Regions from separate parts of the Homo sapiens genome. Here region 1 is linked to region 2. The links are chromatin contacts, found by Hi-C or POLR2A ChIA-PET in ENCODE. All regions are on one chromosome and are shown on one strand. Each heading gives the region's core, a stretch centred on a gene start or an enhancer-like site at or near the end of the contact. The rest is flanking DNA. Distances are from core to core; before and after follow the strand shown. Region 1 holds the start of GOLGA3 (golgin A3). Region 2 overlaps EP400 (E1A binding protein p400).

Region 1 (4,927 bases), core at 1,196-3,695, 760 kb after region 2:
CCTGGGCCTTACACTGACCAAGAAGGAACACAGCCAAAGACGCTCAGGTTCCACCGAGAGGGCACGCCAACATGGTGACAGCCAACCGCACCGAGCTGAGTCCAGTGCAATCACAGATTCTGCTCACTTAATTCCCCTGCTGGTGTCCAAGCAGCCCACCTCTCCAGAACAGAGACCCCATGACGGTGACTGTAAGTCACAAAGACGGCCCCTCTTTACAGGCAGCTCCTCCTGAAGCCGGACCAGAGAGAGAATTCACTAACTGCCTGGAGTTTGGTGACAGTGATACTTCTCCCTGTAGGGCAATAAGCTGGCAGTCTCGGTCGATTCCCAGTCTTGCTTGATTTTTAGTTAAAATTTGGAATGACTCAGTCGTCAGGGCCTCATTACCTCAGACTACTGACAAAAAGCGATCTCCGGGCAGCGAGGAGGAGGAGCAACTGCCAGTGCATCACAGAAAGCTGGTACTACAAACATGGCTCTATTTTAAATAAAGAGGCCAGTCTAATCAGTCTCACTTATGATCACTCGCACTCCTGCGTCTCTAGAGAGAAGAGACAGGACAAAGCTGTCACTTAGAACTGCGAAAGGTACACACAACCCTAGGTTCACAGCTGGGTAACATCAAGGGACTTCATACTGAGAAACCACCACCTCAGGCACCTACAGGACTTTCTGCTTCCCCCACACCTGAATTCTGTATACAAACATTCACGGCTCCATCTACACCACCTCGTTTCACCTGTTCCTATCGGGTATTAGAAACAACAGAGCACAGCCAAAAACCAAACACGATTTCCTCAGGAAAAGAGTACCTGGTGGAGGCCACACTAGTATCCAAAAGTAAACACAGATCTATACACAAAGTGAAAACCAAAAGCAAGCAAGCCTCATGTCACTGCAGAGACGTGAAGGGCAGGCTTGGAAGTCAGGACTCCGGCCTCAGCTCCCGACCCTCCACCACTTACCTGTGAGAGCCTGGGCTAAAGATTTCTTAATCACATTTAGCCTGTTTCCTCACCAGTAAAACAATGAGAAAATGAACGCAAAATTTTGCCAGGATTAAATATAACAAGGCACAGAGTCTGTCCCGTGTCCTCAATAAAATGACAGTAATTATCACGATTTTCCCTTTAGTTGTTGCTTGTCAAAATCGCTAAAAGCCAACTGAAGGCATTCTCACTTGGGAAAGTATGCTACTTCTTAAGGCAATCGGGGGAAAAAAAGCTCCTCTTCAATCTGAGTGATGTCAGATGATTTATTTCCTTCTTGCCATTTAAGGTATACTGCCTGAAAAGATATTAAAGGGTTATAAAGCGCTATGTTGATGTCGTTTAAAAGACAGTTCAAAATAATCCACGACGACGGGTGTGGCTGCTCACACCTGTAACACCAGCACTTTGGGAGGCTGGGGTGGGAGGATCGCTTGAGGCCAGGAGTTCCACACCAGCCTGGGCAATACAGCAACACACCCAGTCTCTTAAAAAAAAAAAAAAAATCCATGAGTCATCTGTAAATGGCTTACACTGGCCCAGTGACAATAAACTCCAACCTCTTAAGAATCCAGCACCTGCCTACACCAACATCCTTACCGCCATCGCTTTCCCCCTTTGCCATTACACTGTGGCCACATCCTCCGCCCTCAGGGTCTTCAAACTTTCTGCCTGAGGCGCGCTTTTCTCACAATTTTGCCTGGCTTGCTTCTCGTCATAGAGGCCTTAGCACGGAAGTCGCCCGCCCCCCAGGCTCCCACTTAGAGTAGCGGACCCCACCCAACCACCGCCCGGTACCCTCTCGCTGGCGACCCTGGGTGTCCCTGTCCTAGGTGGGCTCCGCGGGGGCAGTGACCCAGACCCACAATACCCAGGACCCGCCACACGACTGACATTCGTCGGGTTCATACCCGTGACAACGCCCGGCCCCACTCGCTCTGGCCACCTGGAATGAAGACAAGTCGGCCAGCGACAAAGACAAACAAGGAAGTACACGGACTCCTGAAACCCCGACTTCCCACGAACCACCCGACACCATGTCACGCCTTTCAGCTGCAAAGGGCCAGGCTAAAGCAAGCACTGCCCGAGTGGTGGCAGTGGACAGCTTCGGGACAGGCCGCGCTCGTCGGGCGCAGACAAGCATTCAGGAGGGCTCGCGGGCACCGGCATTTACAGAGCCAGCTCCGCCGCAGCTGAAGGCGGGCGCCCAGGCCCGAGGCCACCGCAGCGAGGCGGGGGTGACTGGAACGGGGCCGTCCCGCCACGCTGCAGGGACGCGCCCAGGCCCCGCCGCCGCCCCTCGAGCCTCCCCCGCCCATGCACTGCGGGAGCGGGAGCGGGAGCGGGAGCCCGAGCCCCGAGGCGCCGCGGCCTCCGAGCCCCTCACCCTGCTGCTCTGGCAGCCCCGGAGGCCGCCCGGCCCGGATGCTCCGGCGGAGACGTGGCCGTGAGAGGGGCGGGGCGAGCGGTGCATCGGCCTCGGGTCCCCGGAAACAGCCTGCACGCGCTACTTTCGTTCCGGAACAGAGAACGTCCTCCTCTTCTTCAAGTGGCCACCCTAGGGCCGGGGACCCTCTGCCCACAGGGTCCGGATCGAGCTCACCTCCGACTGTGATGAGGCCGCCTTCAGAAAGTGACCTTAAGAGTTTGCGGACCTTTCCCTAGTAGAAACGCAACTTCCGGAACTGCAGGACCAACTCTTTCAGGAAGCTGAACCGAGCTTCCGGCGGAAGTGGCGTGGCCGGGGCTCGGCATGGGCGCGGCCGAGCTCGGTGTGGGCGTGACTTCCCCGCCCGCCCTAGTCGGGTCCCCGCCCCAACCCCGCACCTCCACCCGGCCGGCGCCCTTCGCGCTTCAGGTGCCAGATCAAAGGCGACGCTGCTTTGGACCCTATTTGCTTCCCCTTTAAAAAGGGCAAAGCTGGACGGCGCGGGCCGCTGGCCGCTGGGGAACGGCTTTCCACCTTCCCTCATCCGCCAGGCCGCTCTTCCAGCTGTCAGGAAGGAAATGGCCTGGAGGGCGCCTCGGGGTCCTCTGTGATGTTGCGCTCATCTCTGCGGATTTTGGAATACGCTTCAGTCTACGAAGTTTTCTGGGATTTTGATGGGAACTGCTGCAGATCGTTTGGGGAGCACGGGCATCGCTGACTCGGTCCTTCATCTGCGTCCCTGGTGGCCCCTCCATTTATTTCGGTCTTTTGATTTCTTCCACCAGCATTTTGTAATTTCAGCATACAGATTCTGCACCTTTTAAGTTTATAGTATTTCACATCAAACAACTGTAACACTGCGTTTTTGACGTTTTCCACGTGTTCACTGTTGGTCTACACAAATGTGATGAATTCTATGTTGATTTTCTTATCCTGAGACCTCGCTGAACTCATTAGTTTGAGGGTTCATTTGGTGTTTTGCGGTTGTTGTTGTAAAATCCTTGTATTTTTTACATGGGCCATCATGTTATCTGCAAATGCAAATTCTAACACAAAATGATCAGACTGAGGCGTAAAATATACAACTTTTAGAAGAAAACAGAATTTCTCACATCTAGAGCTTGGGGAAGAGTTCTTAGATCTGACCAAAAAAACACAATTCACAAAAGAAGTTGATAGAGTAAACTTCATGAAAAAATTAGAAACTTTTCACCGGATGCGGTGGCTCACGCCTGTAATCCCAACACTTTGGGAGGCCAAGGTGGGCGGATTACCTGAGGTCAGGAGTTTGAGACCAGCCAGGCCAAATGGTGAAACCCATCTCTACTAAAAATATAATAATTAGCCGGGCATGGTGGCATGTGCCTGTAATCCCAGCTACTCAGGAGGCTGGAGGAGAATCGCTTGAATCCAGGAGGCGGAGAGGTTGCAGTGAGCGGAGATCGTGCCACCAGCCTGGGCAACAGAGCAAGACTCCGTCTCAAAAAAAAAAAAAAAAGCCGGGCACAGTGTCTCACGCCTGTAATTCCAGCACCTTGAGAGGCCGAGGCAGGTGGATCACAAGGTCAAGAGATCAAGACTATCCTGGCCAACATGGTGAACCCTGTCTCTATGAAAAATACAAAAAAATTAGCTGGGCGTGGTGGTGTGTGCCTGTAGTCCCAACTACTCGGGAGGCTGAGGCAGGGGGATCACTTGAACCTGGGAGGCAGAGGTTGCAGTGAGCTGAGATCGTGCCACTGCACTCCAGCCTGGGCGACAGAGCGAGACTCCATCTCAAAACAAACAAACCAACCTTGTGAGAAAGACCACATTAAGAGGATGAAAAGATGAGTTACAGACTGTGAGAAAATATTTTCAAACCACGTTTGTTGAAGGACTAGTAGCTAGAATATATAAAGAACTCTCAAAACTTGACAGTAAAAAAAAATACAATTATTCTGGGCACAATGGCTCATGCCTGTAATCTCAGCACTTTGGGAGGCTAAGGGGGCAAATCACTTGAGGCCAGGAGTTTGAGACCAGCCTGGCCAACATGGAGAAACCCTGTCTCTACTAAAAATACAAAAATTAGCCAGGCGTGGTGACGCACACCTGTAATGCCAGCTATTTGGGTGGCTGAGGCACAAGAATTGCTTGAATCTGGGAGGCGGAGGTTGCAGTGAGCTGAGATTGTGTCACTGCACTCCAACCTGGGTGACAAAATGAGACTCCATCTCAAAAAAAAAAAAACCATACACACACACAAACAGAAGACAAGCAAAAAACATGAAAACACATTTCACTAAAAGGATATATGAGTGGCAAATAAGCTTGTGACCAGGTTCAGCATCACTAGCCATTACAGAAATGCACATTAAGACTATCTTGAGGTCAGGCGCGGTGGCTCAAGCCTGTAATTCCAGCACTTTGAGAGGCCGAAGCAGGTGGATCACCTGAGGTCAGGAGTTCGAGACCAGCCTGACTAACATGGTGAAATCCTGCTTCTACTAAAAATACAAAAATT
Region 2 (4,656 bases), core at 460-2,959:
TCCTCTGGGAATTGGTTTTTGGGTCTGAGATAGAAACAGGAATTCAATTTGATGTGCTCTATGAATACCCTATTTTCAGCCCCATTTATTTAAAAGCCCAATTCTGTCATCCATCGATCCACAGTGCCGCCTCCACCTGAGATCCTGTGGGGAAGTTCAGGGCTTCTTGTCTCAGAGGCCATGCTGGTCCCACGGCGCTCTCGCTATGAGCGGCAGTGACACTTGGTGTCTGGAGGGCGAGTCCCCCTACCACACCCTTCCTTGGGTGTAGCGTGCCTATTCTTGGCTCTTTCCACTTCTGTGTTAATTTTAGTTAGCTTAGTTCATACACTACAATCAAAACTGCTGAAAGTTTTTATTAGAATTGCATTGATTCTGTAGCTGTTCAGGGGAGAGTTGACATCTTTACAGTCTTTCCTTCAGATTCACCAATATGATGCATCTTTTGTTACTTAAGTCTTTTTTAATGCCTTTTAATGAAGTTTTCTAATATTTTGTGAAAGTGTTATAGATTATGTTAGTTTTATTCTTAAGCAATCAGTATTTTTTGATGCTTTTGTAAATGGTATGCTTTTAATTTCCATTTTCTGTCTCTGGCTGTTGTACATTTTTGTACATTAGTTTTTTATTCTGGCCGCCTTGCTAGATTCTGGTTATTTGAATAATTTATCTTAGGATTTGGTTTTGTTTTGTTGCATTTCCTTCGTATACAGTTGTATCACCTGTAAATCATGACGATCTACTTCTCCCATCTTAAACCCTTGCTTTCTCCTGCCTTACTGTGCTGGCTGGGACCTGCAGCACAGTGGTGAATGTCAGAGTCCGTATTTCACTGTGAAGTAGGGTGTTTGCTGTGTTTTTGTCAGAGTAAGAAAATTCTGTTCTTTTCTACTTTGCTTGAAGTTTCTGTTCCTCTTTGTTACGGTGCTTTTTGTCTTGTTTAAAGCCCATGTGTATGAACTCCCTCCCTCCCTTACACATCTCCTTTAGCCTCAAAGCTTTAAGTCCTGTCTCGGTGCGAATGATACCCAGATTCATGTCTGTAGCCACTTACTGTCCTGAGTTCCAGATTCTTCATCCTACCTGCCTTTGACAGATCCATGGAGATGTCTGATCCCTCAGGCCTCAGGTGTGTACGCCTGACCTGCTCCTACCAGAGGCTTCCGGCTCAGGAAGGGCAGCTGTCCCTGCAGACCTTTAGCCTACTTGAGAAACCCCTACAGTCATCCATACAGGTCCAGCCCATTGGCAGGCAGCTGTGTGTGCTTGACTTCCAGAAGAGACCTGGAGCAGCCGCTTCCTGTTGCTACTGTCAGCTCCTCCTCCGCACCCTTCCCTGGTTGTTGCCATCTCTCCTGCTTCCTTTTTGCCATCCGTCCCCCAGGAATACTTTGTGGTTGTGTGGGTGGGTCGGGGGTGTGGGGGTGTGGATGTCTTCTGCAGAGCCCTGCTGCCCACGGCTCCTGGCCTGTGCACCCCTCTGCACTTGCTCCTCTGCACCTGTGCCCCTACCAGCGCTGCTCACAGTCTCCCTTCCTGCTCAGCTTTTCTGCTCTCTGTTTCTGTATTATCACCTTCAACAAATACTATAAGTACTTTGTTCAGGTGATTTTGTCTCCTCCAATAAAGCAAGCCCCATGAGTACAGGTGTGTCCGAGGGCTGTTAGTACAGTGGACAGATGGACTGTTGTAGTGGGTTATAGTCATTGAATCTTGTGATGTTCAATCATTGTGTTCTGGGGTGACTCACTGGGTCCTGTGGTAGTTGTCATTGTGCATGGATGAGTTCAATTACTGCTCTTGTGTGTGTGACCTCACGGCATCGGGGCAGCTCAGCCTCGTTCGTGCGCTCTGCCTGCCTTGTCAGGTCTGTTTCTGAGACGCGCTCCTGCTTGTGTTGCCCAGGGTGGCCTCGAACTCCTGAACTCAAGCAGTTCTCCCTCCTCAGCCTCCGGAGGGCCCGGGACCGCAGGTGTGTGCCACGATGCCGGGCTTTTGCCAGGGTTTTTACTTCCTTTCCTTTCTTTTATTTTGCTATTCATTTTCTAACTTGTTAAGATGGAGTACCACCTGAGCTTATTTCACAAATTTTATTATTTGGTTTTCCTTCAGTCCTAAATGTTTTTGAATTTCCATTTTGATTTCTTATTTACTGCCTGGGTTCTTTTTAGAAGTGTTTCTTAATTTCCAGGTGAGGTTTTCCAGTTACTTTTTATTATTGACTTAAAAATAAATCTTCATTGTATTGTCAGAGAATGAGGTCTCAATGATTTCAGTCTTTGAAATTTGTTGAAACTTGCTATCTAGTCCAGAATACAGTCAGTTTTAAAAAATGGTCTGTGTCCTTCCAGAGCAGTCTTCAGGATGGGTTCACTTGTGAGATGATTTTGTTGTAACTGGGTCAAGTTTACTGTGTGTGTCATTTCGGTCTTCTGTGTGTCCTGCCAATCACTTGTGTTACTAGTTATTGAGAAGGCGTGTTTAGATGTCCCATTCTGAGTATGCCTTTATCTGTTTCTTCTTACCTTTCTCTCTGGTTTTGCTTTATATCTTAGAAGGCTTTTCATTAGCCACATTTAAGTTTAAAGTTTTGAATTTTGTTATTTTGAAATGACTCTTACTGTCTTCAGTAATATCTCTGGTCTTGAAGCCTATTCTCCTCACATGAGTAAAGCACCACCCTCCTGTTGGAAGTTTTTGGTCTGTGTTTTTCCTTCCTTGTTTTCAGCCATTCTCTGTGTGTCCCTCGTCACCTCCTGTGAGCAGCTCGCGGGCAGGTCCGGTGCTGTTGTGAGGTCAGGCTTTCCATCTCTGACTCTTACCTGAAACACGTGTCCACTTGTCTGTATATAAGGTTGGGTATATTTGAATTTCTGGCTTCTCTTTTGTTTGGACTCTGTTTGTCTTGCTTGTTCTGTTTTTTCTTTCCTCCCTTCCTTGCCTTCTTTTGGGCCACCTTCTCTTTTTTTTTTTTTTTTTATCAATTCTCCCCTCTGCCAGTGAAAAATTATATATTTTCTTTCTGTTCTTTAAGTGGTTACCCTAAAATCTCCATGTGCACACTTCTGTATCAGAGTATGAAGTTAACGATGGCCTCCACCCTCTTCTCCAGCAATGATCTTATCACACAGTAGCTCAGTTTATTCATCTCAAATGCTGCTGTTAGTGTGCGTTTTAATTCTGTCCCTTTTCCTTTTTTTTTTTTTTGACACAGTCTTGCTCCATCGCCTAGGCTGGAGTGCAGTGGCGCGATCTTGGCTCACTGCAACTTCCGCCTCCTGTGTTCAAGCGAGTCTCCTGCCTCAGCCTCCTGAGTAGCTGGGATTACAGGCACATGCCACCAGGCCCAGCTAATTTTTGTATTTTTAGTAGAGATGGGTTTCACCATGTTGGCCAGGCTAGTCTCGAACTCCTGACCTCGTGATGCACCTGCCTTGGCCTCCCAAAGTGTTGGGATTATAGGCGTGAGCCACCATGCCCAGCCATAATTCTGTCCTTTTTCATCTTTGACTTTTTATGTGGAATTACTTTCCTTCCACTTGACCCATCCTTTGGAATTTCCTTTAGTGCTTGAAAATGCCTGTGTGTCACTCTTGTTCCTGAGAGACAGTTTTGCTTAGTACAGAATTCCGGATTGGCATTGTTTTTTGGGGTTTTTTTTTTTTTTTTTTTTTTTTTTTGAGACGGAGGCTCACTCTCCCATGCTGGAGTGCAGTGGCATGATCTTGGCTCACTGCAACTTCTGTCTCCCACATTCAAGAGATTCTCCCGCCTCAGCCTCCCGAGTAGCTGGGACTACAGGCACACACCACCATGCCCAGCTAATTTTTATATTTTTAGTAGAGGTGGGGTTTCACCATGTTGGCCAGACTGGTCTCGAACACCTGACCTCAGGTGATCCACCTGCCTCGGCCTCCCAAAGTGCTGGGATTACAGGCATGAGCCACCGCGCCCGGTCGGCATTGTTTTCTGAGTGCATTCACGGTATCATTTCCTCACTGTGGCTGCTTTTGTTGTTGAAGAGGAGCCGGTGTCTGTCCAGCGTTTCTCTCTTCCAGGGTCACCTGTCTCTTCCCCACCGACTGCCTGTTATTGAGACGTTGTCTTTGTCTTTGTTGTTTTGGGTCACCTCTCTCCCCCACCGTCTGCCTGTTACTGAGACGTTGTCTTTGTCTTTGTTGTTCTGGGTCACCTCTCTCCCCCACTGTCTGCCTGTTATCGAGACGTTGTCTTTGTCTTTGTTGTTTTGCAGTTTCATTCCAATGCTCCAGCTTCTTGAATCTCGGGCAGTCTCTCTCATGTCTTTAGGAAATAAGCAGCCACTGTTTGTTTACGTGTTGCCCCTGTCCTGCTTCCTCTGCCCTCCAGGTCTCTCAGCAGCTTTTGTATTTTCTGTGTCTTTGTCTCGTCGTACTATATTCTGAGTCATGTCTTTCGCTCTGTCTCCTCAGTCACTCATTTTTCCCTTGGTTAAGTCAAATCTGCTTCAAAGCTTGTCTGTTGAATTTTTATCTTGATGATTTATTATTTTATTTTCAGAAGTTCCCAAATAATGCCTGGTCTTTGTTTATAGTCTCTTGTTTCCAGGCCTCGCAGAGTGAGTGAGGTGTTTTTCTGGATCTGGTGATTTCCCTGTCTGAAATGTGCTGCATCTGC

Evidence for each region. A loop is a pair of places that touch in the nucleus more often than their neighbours do. ChIA-PET counts read pairs that join two places held with the same protein, here RNA polymerase II (POLR2A). Pooled maps may share reads with other maps.
Region 1: a loop to region 2 is called in a pooled map, with 3 times the contacts of the local background. The contact joins the promoter of GOLGA3 here to the enhancer-like site in region 2. A Hi-C loop is called at or near these places in 1 of 168 maps with a recorded cell type or tissue (B cell) and 7 of 50 pooled maps. POLR2A ChIA-PET finds 5 or more read pairs at or near these places in 1 of 52 experiments (CD8-positive, alpha-beta memory T cell).

What each region holds. Positions count from the first base shown.
Region 1 is chr12:132,826,424-132,831,350 of GRCh38, forward strand. GOLGA3 (golgin A3) reads right to left here and starts at 2,446. Exons shown (of 24, transcript NM_001389683.1): 1 at 2,380-2,446. RefSeq lists silencers at 1,724-1,823, 2,324-2,383, 2,754-2,963 and an enhancer at 2,534-2,673.
Region 2 is chr12:132,070,267-132,074,922 of GRCh38, forward strand. All of the region lies in intron 51 of EP400 (E1A binding protein p400), which reads left to right. Among named protein-coding and RNA genes, the nearest start is that of SNORA49, 41 kb to the left of the region's middle. Within about 2 kb of position 1,710, at least 3 of the 41 ENCODE cell types and tissues checked have a DNase peak (open chromatin) inside an H3K27ac peak, as active enhancers do; they include B cell, where a contact is called at or near this core.